2 separate regions of the Homo sapiens genome follow, and region 2 is linked to region 1. A link is a contact called in ENCODE Hi-C data. All regions are on one chromosome and are shown on one strand. Each heading gives the region's core, a stretch centred on a gene start or an enhancer-like site at or near the end of the contact. The rest is flanking DNA. Distances are from core to core; before and after follow the strand shown.

The links. A loop is a pair of places that touch in the nucleus more often than their neighbours do.
Region 2: a loop to region 1 is called in a map of PC-3, with 4 times the contacts of the local background. The contact joins the enhancer-like site here to the promoter of KCNMA1-AS3 in region 1. A Hi-C loop is called at or near these places in 2 of 168 maps with a recorded cell type or tissue (PC-3 and ascending aorta).

What each region holds. Positions count from the first base shown.
Region 1 is chr10:77,347,793-77,355,321 of GRCh38, reverse strand. It overlaps KCNMA1-AS3 (KCNMA1 antisense RNA 3), which reads right to left and starts at 4,450. Exons shown (of 6, transcript NR_126365.1): 1 at 3,912-4,450; 2 at 703-912; 3 at 94-153. All of the region lies in intron 2 of KCNMA1 (potassium calcium-activated channel subfamily M alpha 1), which reads left to right. RefSeq lists an enhancer at 3,849-5,048.
Region 2 is chr10:77,270,982-77,278,510 of GRCh38, reverse strand. The region is part of intron 2 of KCNMA1 (potassium calcium-activated channel subfamily M alpha 1); the gene reads left to right. Among named protein-coding and RNA genes, the nearest start is that of KCNMA1-AS3, 76 kb to the left of the region's middle. Within about 2 kb of position 4,355, at least 4 of the 41 ENCODE cell types and tissues checked have a DNase peak (open chromatin) inside an H3K27ac peak, as active enhancers do; they include PC-3, where a contact is called at or near this core.

The DNA of each region.
Region 1 (7,529 bases), core at 3,201-5,700:
AAGTGGACAACGGATGCTATATTAGTCCGTTTTCACACTGCTGATAAAGACATACCTGAGACTGTGAAGAAAAAGAGGTTAAATTGGACTTACAGTTCCACATGGCTGGGGAGGCCTCAGAATCACAGTGGGAGGTGAAAGGCACTTCTTTACCTGACAGCAGCAAGATAAAAATGAGGAGGATGCAAAAGTGGAAACCCCTGATAAAACCATCAGATCTCATGAGATTTATTCGCTACCACGAGAACAGTATGGGGGAAACCACCCCGTGATTCAGATTATCTCCCACGGAATCCCTCCCACAATACGTGGGAATTATGGGAATACAATTCAAGATGAGATTTGGGTGGGGACACAGAGCCAAACCATATCAAATGCTCAGAAGGCATATGTTTTGGTAAGGCATCAAAGAAATGTTTACCAGAGCACTGAAGTTTCCATAGTCTCTCTTTTTTGGGCAGTAAAGGTTCTATATAGCTCCAAGACATAATCTTTGATGCTCAGTCTATGACAACTCAAATTCTAGGCCTTTCCTTGGATAATTCAGCCACTGAACTACCTTTTGCTTCCCTCTGTAGTCTCTTCTTAGTTAGTACTCTGGACAAACTTGCTTTGACTTTGTCCAAAGACACCCATTCTTTATTAGTATATGACGAATTTTGTGGACAGAGAAGAGTGCTATGGGCATGATGGCATACTTACCACACAGAATGATCTAGAACTTTGTAGCAACTAATGTCCTAGGCCTTTTCCAGAGCTGCTTTCTTCAAATGGGGCAACAGACGTGATGCCGCATTTTCTAAAGCTCTTCCCAACCTCCAAAACAGCTTCTTTTCTTTCTGCTGAGGAAGCTAAATTTACTTTCAGTCCTCAAATGGTGAAAAAAAGGGGAGCCTCCCCAGATGTCTCACACTGATAAGAGGAAGAAATATCCAAAGCCATTAGCCAGTGGTGACAAACAGTGTGTGAATTGTAACGGACGCAGGGTGGCTGAAGAAAAGACTGAGTGGTTGGAGACAGGCAGGCAGGCCTGAGTTTCAAATCCTTACCCTGTCACTTTCAGCACTTTGGGATGCTGAGGCAGGCAGATCACGAGGTCAAGAGATCGAGACCATCGTGCCATCATGGCCAACATGGTGAAACCCTGTCTCTACTAAAAATACAAAAATTAGCTGGGTGTGGTGGCACGCATCTGTAGTCCCAGCTACTTGGGAGGCTGAGGCAGGAGAATCGCTTGAACCCAGGAGGCGGAGGTTGCAGTTAGCCGAGATTGCACCACTCACTGAACTCCAGCCTGGGTGACAGAACAAGACTCCATCCCCACCCCTCCACCCCCACCACCCCCCCCCCCAAAAAAAGAGGCAGGATGCCATGGGGTTGAAGAAAACAGGCCCTGTAGCCAGGCTGCCTGAGTCTGAATCCTGGCTCTACTGTTCACCAACTGTGCCTGCGTTCATGTCCCAGCTCTTCCATTGACTAAGCCTGGATCAAGAAATAATCCCTGAGTTCTAATCTGTCATTCAGGTAATTGCGTTCTTATGTTTCCTTTTGTCATTTGGCCTTCCAACTTAGTTGGGATGATGGTGGCTGTCACTTTATCTCTTTGGCCTCAATTGTTTCATCTGTAAAATATTGATACAAGTAATGTCCACATTATAGGTTGTTGTAAGGATTAATCCTCATTTAACTCATTTACAAATTTTATGCATTATATATGTATATATTATATATACCTTCATATATATGGAAAACACTTGTAACAGCATCTAGTAAGCACGAATGATGTGGATAGATAGACATATCTTATAGGGTTGCTGTAAGCCCTAGAGACTTTGCATATATATTGTCTGGCAATAGCAGACACTGAATAAATCTTAGCTATTATTAATAATTATTATGTTGATTGAACTGTTTAATAATAATGTGATTCATCTAAATAGAGCTTTATAGTTTCTGGAGTTCTTGCTGCCAATATGATCCTTCTTGAGCCCTACAACCACTCAGTGATGGGGCTCCTATTCCTCTGTCCAGTGGCTCTCAGGGAAGGGTTGGATGCCTCTCCAGGGTCTCCTGGCCAGGTGGTCATTAGCAGGACCAGGGTGTGAATCATAGTGAGGAGCTTCCCAGTCCAGGGCTTGTTCCACATCCTCTCTTCCCCCATTCTAAAGGCCTCCCAGCCATTTGTCACAGCCTCATTTGAAATGCCTGTGCTTCTCATCTGTAATATCCTGATTGTCCCATTAATCTCCTTTAAGCTTCATGAAAAATACAAGGGGCTGGATCAGGAAATAGCCACCAAGTTCTAATTTTGCATTCAGGGGATTGTCTTCCATGGACGTGAAGAGACTGATGTTTCCCATTTGGCCTTTGCCTTTCCAACTAAGTCGGGGAGAGCTGTCATTTTCTGAATTATCAACCAGTTTACAAGGTGGCATCTATATTTTGCCTCTAATGTGTCTGTACTTTTGTTGCTTCTCTATCTTCATATCATCCTCTCCCTAGTAGATGTTCTACAGTACTGCCCAGAGGGAGTGGTAAGAAATGTCTTTTGATAAAACCTTAAAAGCTTAAAACTTCCAGTCACTTTCTTTTGCATATTCCTTAGACCCTGGCCATAGGCCAGTGCTCACTACAGAAGGAGCAGTGTTTGTTTTGTTAACACACACACACAAACACACACACACACACACACACACACACCCTGTACTGCAAGATCCTAAATTTTAGACTTAGTTCACTGTTTTATATGGTAGCCACTAGACACGAGTGGTTGTTTAAGTTTAAATGAAATTACAGGTTCAGTTTCTCTTTGCATTAGCCACCTTTTGAGTACTCAATAGCCATGTGTGGTTAGTGGCTACCATATTGGGCAGCACAGATAGAGAACATTTCCATCAATCACAAAGTCATATGGGACAACATTTACCATAAAGGGGAAAGGGAACGGGAATGGGCACATGAGTGTAGTGTTCAGTTAAGTAGCATCACGGGACAACAGATGTGAAGTAGTCCTCTTAACTCTCTGCATGTATTTCCTCTGTGATTTCCAAAGGACCACTAACCAGGAGAAATAAGAAACTGTTGTTTTCTGACCCAACACCAGCATGCAATGAAAGTAGGATATTTTTCATTCTATAGAGAACCGTCAATGTGTATTTTGTTATCTGATTTGAACCCTGCACGCGGACAGCACATTTCACGTGTTTTAGCCCATTTGTGGCTGGCACAGGTGTGGCCAGAAAGCCAGCATAGGATCTTGTTTGTGTTTAAGAGAGAAGTTCAGGGAGACTATTCAGGCACATTGTCTGGCAAGTCTAGCACTGGTCAAACCCTCATAAATATTCCTGTCCAATCTGAACTTGAAATGTTCTTGTTGTGGACACCTTTGGTGAGCCAGTCTACTTGAGGACAATCCAGTCTACTAGTTTAGCTTCAAAAAGCATGCACTAGAAACAATTAGAAGAACAGGGTTGCTTTTAAAGCTATCAGGATGGTGTTTGCTGTTGTTTTGTTGTTAAATATCAATGGGTTACTCAATGGTAATAGATCTAAAGAGATGAACATTGTTACATGAATATTGCAAGAAATTTGTGGATCTCTTGGGGACCCTCCAGACCTAGTTTTGAGAATGACTCATATAAACAATTTGCAGAGTCTAATTCATATACTCAGACTAGGGTTCTGAATTCTTTTCCCCCTGGGAGGAAGGAAAAACAGAGGATAACATTGGTTATCTGGGGTAATAAGAAAGCAAGGGGCAGACTACAGCTGCCCTAAGATCTGAGATCTGAGTGACAGAGCCTAGTTCAGGGAGGGGCTGACATGCTGCTGAAATGGGCTTATCCAGCCACACTCAGAGCTCTAGTGAGTATCAGGGTCATTGTGTTCTAAATCATCTGTGGCCAGCTTACCAAATAGGCTGGAGTCTGGCAGAGAATATCTATAGAATTTTCCACAAATCAGAAATTCTGGTTTCCAGAAGGATAAACTTCCCCAAATATCCTGGTGGTCTTGAGTTAATTGTGGCTTCCTGGGAGTTTCTGTCGTTGGTAAGGGTCACATTTTCATTGTCCCTTGACCTTTAGTCTTCTCAGAGTTGACTGGTAACATTAAAATGAGCATGTCTTCACTTCTGTCACTTACAAAGCTCTTAAAAAATTTATAATACTTTAAACATATCACAGTAATAAAAGCAATCGTATCTCTTTACATTGTTGCAGTCTTTTGGATAAAGTCCCCTGAAAGCATTGTCCTGGTGGTTTTCAAACTTTTTTCTTTGATCTTTCAGAATCTTTGTTCAAATGACATCTTGGCTAGACTCCAACATATAGCACAGATAAAAATGGAGTTGGGACTGCAGGGAGAGAAAGGGTGGAGCCCAGCTCACTGGACCTCTGCCTCCACCCCCAAACCACCCTCTAGCCTTTGAGTCAACCACTGAGTCACCGGTGAGCAATCCCTGTGGTTGCCCAGAGCATCATCCCACTAAGTCCTCATAATCACCAGGCATGATTGTGAGGTCATCACAGTGAATTGGTGCACCCCTGGAGGTAGGAAGGCAGCTGAAGAGGGGAGAGAGACACCCTCCCCACCCCCATATGAGGATGGTCTGTGATGATATGCATGCAGGGGAAGGGACTTATCCAAGGTCCCTGATAGATAGGGACTGGAATTTTGGCAGTGTCTTTTCTAGAGTAGAACAAATTTATCAGTTGAATTTGCTGTAGTTCTCTGAAGGTTTCTTTGGCCACATTAGAATTTTTGAGCCCTGGCATCCAAGTAGGCCAACTTCAAAATGGCTGTGTGCTCCACTCAGAGATTCTGCTGTGAAGACTGGCAGGAGATTTTTTAGCCTATTCTGAACTCCAACTGTTCCAGTTCCTCTTGCTTTCCAGAGGTGTGAGCACCTGGAAGCCCCTGCTCTGGTCTACACCCCAGGCTCAAGATTCATCCTGCTCACTCAGCCACTCATGCTGTCACCAGTGATAAAACTGTAAGTGTCAGCAGTTGCATTTGATTCTTGCACAAGAAATAGTTACCCTCTAAAGACTTGTTCATTCTTGTGCCTGTAAAGTGTGGTGTGCCCTATGCATCAGTATTCTTGCCTATGAAATGGGCATGTAGGCTGGGCACAGTGGATCATGCTTATAATCCCAGCACTTTGGGAGGCCGTGGCTGGTGGATCACCTGAGGTGAGGAGTTTGTGACTGGCCTGGCCAACATGGTGAAACCCCATCTCTATTAAAAATACAAAAATTAGCCGGGTGTGGTGGCAGGCGCCTGTAGTCCCAGCTACTCGGGAGGCTGAAGCAGGAGAATCGCTTGAGCCTGGGAGGCAGAGGTTGCGGTGAGCCAAGCCGAGATCGTACCACTATACTCCAGGCTGGGTGACAGAGCGAGACTCTGTCTCAAAAAATAAAAGAAGAAATGGGCATATAAATAGATCTACATAAGACTCACTGGAAGTTTAGAGCTCTTTAAAAAAATGGACAACAAAAAGTTTTTCCAAATAAATGTTGATTCTGGGCCTGGAAAGTTTGAGTGGCTGGCTTCTCAGAGACAGTTACTACCATCCATGCTCTTTAAAGTTCCATTGCTCTTATTCTAACCTTGAAATCAAAGAAACCAAAGCTGTGGTTTCTTGTCTGACCTTGGCTAATGATTTTCTGATTGACTCTACATGCAAAAGAACTGCTGATAAGTTTCTTATAGGGGAGAAAAGATGATGGGGAGAAAAGGAACTGAGTTCATTTCCTAACCTCAGTTTCCCTGCTTACTCACCCAGTGGGTTGGGAGCCACTTGCTGGGTCTGAGTTTCCATAATCACCATAGAAATGGAAGTAATATTATCCTTTTGCCCAGTCGATGGGAGGATGGAGGAATGTCTTAGTCTGTTTGGCCTGCTGTAACAAGATACCATAAACTTGGGGGGCTGATAAGCACATTTATTTCTCACAGTTCTGGAGGCTGGAAAGTTCAAGGTCAAGACACCAGCAGATTTGGTGTCTGGTGAGGGCCCGCTGTCTGGTTCATAGATGGCACTTTCTTGCTGTGTCCTCACATGGTGGAAGGGGCAAGGCAGCTCTCTGGAGGCTCTTTTATAAGGGCATGAATCTCATTCATGAGAGCTCTGTCTCCATGACGTTATCACCTCCCAAAGGCTTCATCTCTTAATATAATTACATTGGTGATGAGGTTTCAACGTATGAATTGGGGGTGGGCAGGCATAAACATTCAGAGCATAGCAAGGAGAATTCAGGGATTGCATTAAGAAAGTAAGTTGCTGAGCAAAGGGACTCATCTTCAAAGTCCAATACAATCTTTATAATCTTACAAAAAGCTTTCCTGGTTTTAGAATTAGCTCCAAGGAATTTGGCACTAGATTTTAGATTTGCTCAGAGAAAGAGTGTGAGAGAGAGAGGGATGTGGCTTTTGTGAGGAATTCCAGCACCTTCCTTTGCAAAGATATGCCCTAAAGAACAGTGGCGGCCTATCCTCAGGACAGAAGCACTTAATTTTGTCTAATTGTGTCAATTTCTAGGAGTCATTGGGAAATTCAGCAGCTAATGAAGATGGCCCTGTTCTGTCAGGTCCCTACTGGAATATTTAAAATTCTGTTTTTCATACTTATCAGCTAAAAGAATTACAGAAATATATTTCTGGATCCTGTGGGGAATAAGAGCAGAAATATACAAAGCTTCTTCTTTCAAGACGGATCCCAGCAGCCCAAGCTAATGTCACAGTTGTGTTAAAGACTATTGATTCCAGCAGGTTCTGGGCTGGGTCTCAGCTTCCCAGGACTGTTCCAGGCTGACCTCCTTTCCCTGGTTCCATCTTTTTTTGGGACTTCTGTGGGCCTTCATTCAGCATGTGGCTTGCGGGTGTCCAGGTCTGCAGGCATACACACCTCTCCTGATCTGAATCAGAGAACAAAAGATAAAGGATCGAGGACAATGGCCTCTTCACTTTTGCTTTCTCTCTTCTTTGGGTTTTACTTTGTGTTTCCAACAGCCAATGGAAGGCTGTTCTATTTAGGGTAAATGACTCAGACTTGGTACATCTCGAATCGTATGTCAGAGCACACTGTTGCCCCTCAAAGCTCAGGAAAGGCTGCATACTCTATCTCCCTCTTGATGGTTTCCTCGTATTTACAAGTTAAAGACCATAGATGTCCTGTAGTAAAGGGGTTAGCTTGCCTCTGTTTATCCCGGTGATTCTAGTGAAACTAAAATGCTTGTTTCTATGGGGCACAGTCCAGATGTGTTGTTCACTTGGATTGACCAATCCTTTCAATAAAGTTTTGATGCAACCATGTGAATCCCAAGTTTTCAGCACTTAGTTTTGTGACCTTGAGCAAGTCACCTAATCATTACATGCCTCAGTTTCCTCATCTGTAAAAGGGGATAATAAAAAGCATCTACTTCACAGGGTTGCATTGAGGATTAAGTGCTTTAATTAAGGTTTTAGTACAGTTTCTGAAATATAATGTATTCTATATATGGTAGCTATTATTATGTTAGTATCCATTA
Region 2 (7,529 bases), core at 3,106-5,605, 77 kb after region 1:
ATCCAGTGCACGAAATATTTGTTGCCTGTTGGGATGCAATACTACAACTCATTTACACTTCACACATTTATCACTTTTCTTACTTTTGATAGATTATCTTCCCAGCCATTCTAGCCAAACTGATCATCTGCTTCTGAATTCCCAAGGTGTTTAATATCTTTCCTACTGATATTTCCATTTAACCATATGGAAATGGTTAAATGGTCTGATATGGTTGTTTGTCTATCTGTTGGGCATTTATTTTGTCTCTCCATCAGAAAAAATACATTCCTTAAAGGAGAGAATCATATTTTATATTTCTGTTTTGTCCTCTATAGCACCTATCAGGTGGCCAGAGTCATAGTAGGGTCTGAGAAAATTCTTTTCCATTTGCTTAAATGCAAATGACATTGGGTAAACTTGTACTAAGTGACACAGATTGTCACAAAGGTCTACAACAGAGCATGCTGATTATATACATATCATCAGAGGACAGACTTGAGAAACTCAGCATGCTCATTTTTGGATTTGAGCTGCATGAACAGCTCTTGGTATTGATTAATGGAAAGATACAAGCCTTTAGTTGTTTGGATGGAAAGAAAACATCTCTAGCATTCTTTTTTCTTTGAACTCTTAGAAACTGAAAAGTCCCAACAGTCCATGTCCAAAGGCGTAACTGCAGACTTCCCAGGCAGCTTTGGAGATCATCCTTCTCCAATTGTGGTACTTGGGGTCAAGTGTAGAAGCAGGGAGACCACTTAGGAGGTTATTGTAATAATCTGGTGAAAGACCATGACACTTTGCATCCAGGTTGGGGCAGTGGGAGTGGTGAGAAATGTGATCTGTTGCATCGACTTTGATGTAGAGTCAGTTACATGGAGAAGTGATTGGTGATTCCAGAAGTTCAGAGAATAAGCCCCCTGGGGAAGGTCATTTTCAGTGAGGAGGTCATTCATGTCCCTGAAAGTCAGTTGTCTGTGGCAGAGCTTGGGTGCTGGTGCTTTTGCTGTGGTCCGTCCCAGCTTCTCTGGCAGGTTGGCATGTGGACTGGGTGTTGGAGAAACTGCTGAGGTCTTCCTTTCCCTGGGGAGGTAGTATCAATGATTCGGAAGTTTTAAAAATGCATCAGCTTGCTGGACAGTGCCCTCAATCCTGGCCCAGACCCATCGTGGAAAAGCTATCATGGTGCAGCCTCTGCATTTTGCATTAGTTGACCTCTTTATGGTAAGGGGCCAAGTCTGAACCCCAGGGAGCTGAGGCCCAGGAATGCTCCTTCTCATTAGAGTTTGGCCTGGAGGTATGGTCCTGAAAACTTTGCAGGTGAGCCCTGTTAGTGGCTCCTCACCCCTTCTTCTCCTCCCTTGAAGGAGGGAGAGCTTCCCCCAACCATGCTGGGAAGGCAAAGCTCTCTTAAGGCAACGACCACTTGCTGAGCACATCTCAGGGCAGAGACAATGAAGAGAAGGCATGAACCACACAGCCAGCTGACATCTCAGGAAGGTGTGGGAGTTTGAAGAATCCCCGCTGTGTGTCATTTACTGGCTACAGGACATTGGGAGAATTACCTAACAGCCCTGGGCCTCAGTTTCCTCAGCTATAAAGTGGGGATAATAATAATAGAACTATCTTCTAAATTTTTTGTGGGGATTAAATGGGGAAATATAAGTAAAATATTTAGAATAGTGCCTGGCACAAAATATGTACCATATTTTGTTTGCTATTAATATTTTATAGTATTATTCATTTATAATATGATAGGTTATGTAGTGTGTTTGGCTATTATAAATATATTGTGTGATTAGTATATTCTCAAGCCAGGCCCAGTCCCCAGCCTTTAGAAACCCACTCCCTGGGGATCTGGTTCAGGGTAGTTACTGGGTCAATCTGTGTATGAACAAACCTCACGCATAATACAGACATCTCGAATTGAGTACCTGCTGAGCCTGGATCTGTGTTGGTAACTTCACATCCATGATCCACAAATGTCTGACATTTATTTTAGAGGTGAAGAAGTTGAATACCAGAGGGTTAAGTGACTTCCGCAGGGCCACACAGCAAGGTTAAAATTAGGTCCCCTGACGCCAAGCCCCTCTCTGTGATCAATGAGTGTTTCCTGATGTCTGCAGTATGCCCTTTGCTGTGGGAGGCACTCTAGGCAGTTATTCCTGAACTGGCTCAAGATTCTGAGTTTGCAAGTCAGGGATTAGGCCTAGGCATCTACCTGTTAGCAGGCCCCTGCAGGAACTTCCAGAGCAGATGGCCTCAATGGCCCAATGGAGACACAATGCTAGAAGGTAGACGAAGGATGGTCTCAGCTCCTGAGGAGTCTTATTACAGAGGTGATCATCAAATTACATGAAAATGCCCAGCAGGTGCTGATTCTGTGCGTGTCTGTGAGGCTCACTCTGAGATGCAGCAGCCTGGTTAAGCGGAGAGGACTGTGGTACTCATGTTGACTCAGCTTAGGGAATTAAGATGCCCTGTGAATGTGGAGAGGTGGGGCAAGGGCAAGGAAGGGGGGACACCGTTTGAGGAAGGTTCAGAGGCATAAAGAACTTGACATGGGACAGGGCTGGTGAGGATTCCCTCTGGGACATTTCCCCCATCTTCCTAGTGAAGACCCATCCTGCAAAATCCGTGGATGGAAAGCAGCGGGCATAACCTCCCAGGGTGGATTACATAACTGGGCTGGGCCTTGGCTGGGGCTGGGCCTCCCTTGCCATCCTTTTCTCCTGGTTCTCAGGTCCTGTGCTCCTCTCATCTACCTCTCTACCTCCTGCTGAGCAGTGATGGTGGAGCAGGGCAACCTGCTCACAACTTCCTGCAGGAGTGGATGATGTGCATGTGTTTTGTGGGGTCTGTTGTAGTCTTATGTCTTTTGCCTGTGAGTGGTTAGGCCAGCTGTGCCCTCACTAGGGGAGCAACAATTGGGACTATGGCAATGGAAGGCAGACCCTGTGGGCTTTTGGAACTTCCTTCTTTTTCACCCATCCTCCTAATTTTGCTTCTGTCCATAACACACAATAGGGCGTTGGACAAGTCAATTCCTCTCTGGGTCCCAGTTTTCTCCTCTAAAATACAGGCTTACGACTAGGTGACCTTGCTTCCTTCTCAAAGTAACATTCAATGACTTTTTTGAACCCAATCTTTGGAACCCCTCTTGGTGTTCTGTTCTTTTGGCTTTGAGAAGGCTTCCTCCTCCTGTATTAGACAGATACTGGAGTAAGAGCCCAGGTTTTCTGGGTACATTTTCCTTTAAACCTCCAGGCAAACTGGAGCTAGTCAAGACATCAGAAAGAGTATCCTGAAGCTCAGGGTTGTGCTTTCAGATCCTACCTCACAAATATTCAGTTGGTATAGGCTCTCTGAGGTCTAAGCTGTCCAAATAAGAAGGATCTGCCTTCTGTGTGGTTGATCCAGTTGCCCATGAAGGAGACTCTGAAAAGAAAAGCCCCTCCACACTCAAGATAATGATTGCCAAGGTTTTGCACTAAAAGCACACATCTGCCTGGGACTTTATGAGTGATGGCTGTGTGTTAGCTGCAGGAGGCAACAGGAGGCAATCTGCCCGAATGGTGGACACCATGGCCAGCCAAGGCTGCCCCATCTCGGTCTTCATCACTTCCCTTCTCAGTTTCTCTCCCCACAAAACTCACCATGAGATGGCTTCTGCGGCAGTGAGGTTTACCATCCAATAGAAAGAAAACCCATGGCAGTTGGCTAACCGACCAAACTTACTCCATTTCCTCTGACAATCGATAGTTATTAATCACCTACATTCTCCAGAAGGCTGTAAACCGCCCTCCCTTCTGTGTCTCTGGGATGACAAATGGAGTCGGGGTTAGCCAGCCCGGCTTTGTGGCATCCAATGTGTTTGTGTTTGTGCTTTGGGCTTGTCAGTTGCCTTTGCTGGGATGAAATAGTGGGGCTTCCACTAGGCATGGTTCAGCAGCTCTGCTAGTGTCTGTGCTTTATTGGGCAATAAATTAACAGTGAGCACTGCCAAGGAAATAGATAAATGGATAGGGTGGCAAGCACATTTTTAACAAGGAAAATGGCTTCGTTTCTCAGTAGCATCATTTAAATGATTAGCTCAGTTGTGTAGTTTCCTTGATTAGGGGATGGGGAGGAGATCTTAAATAAACATGTCTGTAGGAAGAACATTGTGGGGGCATCCTCACTGCCCTTCTTTGGAAGGTTTAGGGAAGGAGAGGGGATTTGTTTAGGACCCTAGGTCTGGGAGAGTCTTGCATTTTAGTCATGTGTGATACATGACTAATTCTGCCTGTGGGTTAAGCCTATAAATAGTGTGTGATTCTGGCTGGCCATATCTGGAGGCTATAATCAGGATAGTCATACTTGAAAGAGTTAGGAGAAATCTTTTATGGCTTGTCATGATCCTTAACTGCATCCCCATGGTAAACAGTGGCAAGAGGGAAGAGAGGGAACTCTTTGTTTGCAAGGCAAATCTCCACAAAGCTAAGAGGAATGCTAGCCATCAGTACAAAGGAAAACCTTCCAGGCTCAAGAGAAGGGCAGTAGAAAACAAAAACATGAATGCCTCCTTTCCATGTATGTACACGTAAACATAAAAGGGTGCCTGCTTTTTCATAACTAATTTCTAGAAGTGGTGCCTTCCCCACTAGAATATCATCTGAATAAGGGGTCTTTGTCATGTGTTCTCTGTGATAGCCCCTGTGCTGGGAATGGTGCCCAGCATATAGTAAGAAATCAACAAATACACGTGGAATAAATGAACTTACAGGTGGACTGCTTTCCACCCTCCAAATTCTATCCATGATTCCTTTACAGCTTAATTACACTTCCACCAGGTCCTTCCCCAGCCACTCCTGCCTGAAGGACTGTCCTCTCCTCTGCTCACCAGTTATCTCTTCTTTTCCTTTTTATTGGAAATTGAGACCTTGTTTTGGACCATGTTTTCTATTGTTTCAATTTGACATTAAAATCTTATAGTATTGATCTCTTTTATATCCATTCCACAAACCTTTTCAGGTTGCTATAAAATTTTTTATCTGTGTTTCTCTAGGAATAGATGAGTTGCCTGAATGTGAATTCAATTCATCTTGCAAGTATAATAGCTTATCATAATAAGCTCTTCATGTAATGTAATAAGTACTTCAGAAAATAATTTAGCCTTTACTGGATTTTTTTTCCCTTCAAATGATTGGTTTGTATGCTTAATCACTCAAGAACTCAGCTTTCTGGTAGAAATTGAACTTGTATTTGCCTGTGACCAACCTACTGATTTTTGTTTTAGAAAAACAGAAACAAAGGGAGAATAAGAGAGAGGCAGGAGGAAAGAAAATGAGAGAGAGAAAAAAGATGAATGTATATTTACATCTATAGCTTACTTCACAATAGGTTTTGAGGACTTATTTACAGCTACCTTATAGAAGATATTTACAAAAAGTAAGTGCTATAGGTTTTGAAATCAGAGAAAAGGGTAGATGAATAGATGCTTCTGCTTTAGGGAATGTATCTTGGTAACTTCTGATAAAGGAAGCTTTTTAAGCTTTCTCTTCTCTGGCGCTTATAATAGGTCCATGTTTTGGTAGGGGGTCTAGAAGAAATAGCAGCTCTTTGCCAAGGGATTGCTTATTGGAACAAATCATTTGCAATAGAAATGTGTTTACTAAGATAAGTGCCATTTTAAATGTAGTGTGCTGTACCCCTGGCAAGGAATCTTAAAGGTGACTCAAAGCCTTTTTGAAACACTGCCATATAATTAAAGAAAACCAACTTAATGATCTAACATTTAGCATTATTCTTTACAGTTTTACACTTGGACTGGAAAACAGTTGCAAAAATAGCTTCATTTAATTAGGATGAGAAACATAATACACATATATAGATGCATGTGTATATATATATATATTTACTTCATTTTAAAAATTATTATTTGTAGAAATAGTCTAGTATGTGTGACCAAGAAAATTAATTTAAGATTTGTGCTTTATTCTTCCCAGTCATTCATCAACAAGTATTCATTGAGGATGCAAGAGGACCTCAGGAGGGATGTACATTCAAGACATACCATCAAAGGGGCTTATTGTCTAGTTGGGGAGATAAGACATATACACAAAAATAGTTAACTGTATGTATCAAGTATTATGGAATTGACTGCCTTCAAAATATGAAAGATGGAAAGTGCTTTGGAATATCAAGCAAGGGGAAATAGGAACCTATACTTTAAGGAGGGTATTCATTCATTCATTCAACAATTGTATATAAAGCATGTACTGTGTTCTAGGTACTCACACCTGGGTGCTAGAGATACAGCAAGGACTGAACAGACCAGGTCTGTGTCCTTACAGAATTTATTTTCTTTTGAGGTTAGGCAAGCAATAGACAAGTAAGAAGTAAGTCAACAATGTGATTTCAGGGAATGATAAGCCAATGAAGGAAATGAAACAGTGTGAGGGGACAGGCCAGTGCTGTGTGCACCTAACTGCATGTACTTGCTTGCTCACAACTCAGTCGTGCTTTAGAAAGGATAGTCAGGAAAGGCCTTGTAGGAGGAGCTGGCCTGGACTCAGACCTGAATAAGGAGAAATAACCTGGAGAAGGGATGGCATTCTGTCCTCACCTTGGAGGGTCAGGAAGATATGGTTTGGAGGATAGGAAAGGGACAGACATTCTAGAACATTTCAGAGTATCTGAGCTTTTTTTTTCCCCCAGGGTGTGGGGTTGTGGTGTTTTGCATCAGGTAAGGCTCAGGTGAATCAATGTATAATTTTGGCAGCCAGAAGGCTGGGAGCTGTTCACAATGAGAGATTTTTTTTGCATCTTCCAGTAAGGCCATTCTGGGATGAAAGATGTCAGAGTGTCTGGCAACCAACTGGCAGCCATTGAACTGGGGATTTATTTAGCACTTACTTCTAGAGAGCTTGCTATGTGCCAGGCACTGTTTTGAGTGTTTTACAAACATATTAACTTACTCAATCCTTACACCTCTTTGTGGTAGATGCTCATCTTCGGCTCCTCTGTCAGAGGCAGGAACTGAGCCTTGAGAGTTACCTGCTCTAGGCCACATCTCTGGGAGGTGTTCTAGTTATGCTGTTCTAGCCCTTAACTCTTGTGCTTCTTTTTTGTGAGACGAGAGAGCACCCATGTCACTCAGGACACTTCTAAGTGTCTCTAGCCTGGACCAGCAGAATGAGAGTTGGGACCTTTTCTAATTATTTAAGGGATCTAAGGACTTTCCACCCTGATGGAAACATTCTCAGTCTGCCCAGTATGGTACCCACTTGCAACATGTGCCCATTGGGCACTTCAGTGTAGCCAGTGCAACTGAGGAACTGAGTTTTTAATTTGTGTTTAACTTTAATTAACAAAAATATAAACCTAAAAACTGAAGGAATATAAAATGTTTGTCTGTTAAACAATACTTTGTTGTTTTGGTAGGACTAATTTTCACAAGATGCAACAATTGTTGCAACACATGAAACACTGTTATATTTCAGTGGGGGTGTCAGGTGCATGAAGTATTTCTAGTATCTCATTAGGAATTTTTAATATTAATGACATGT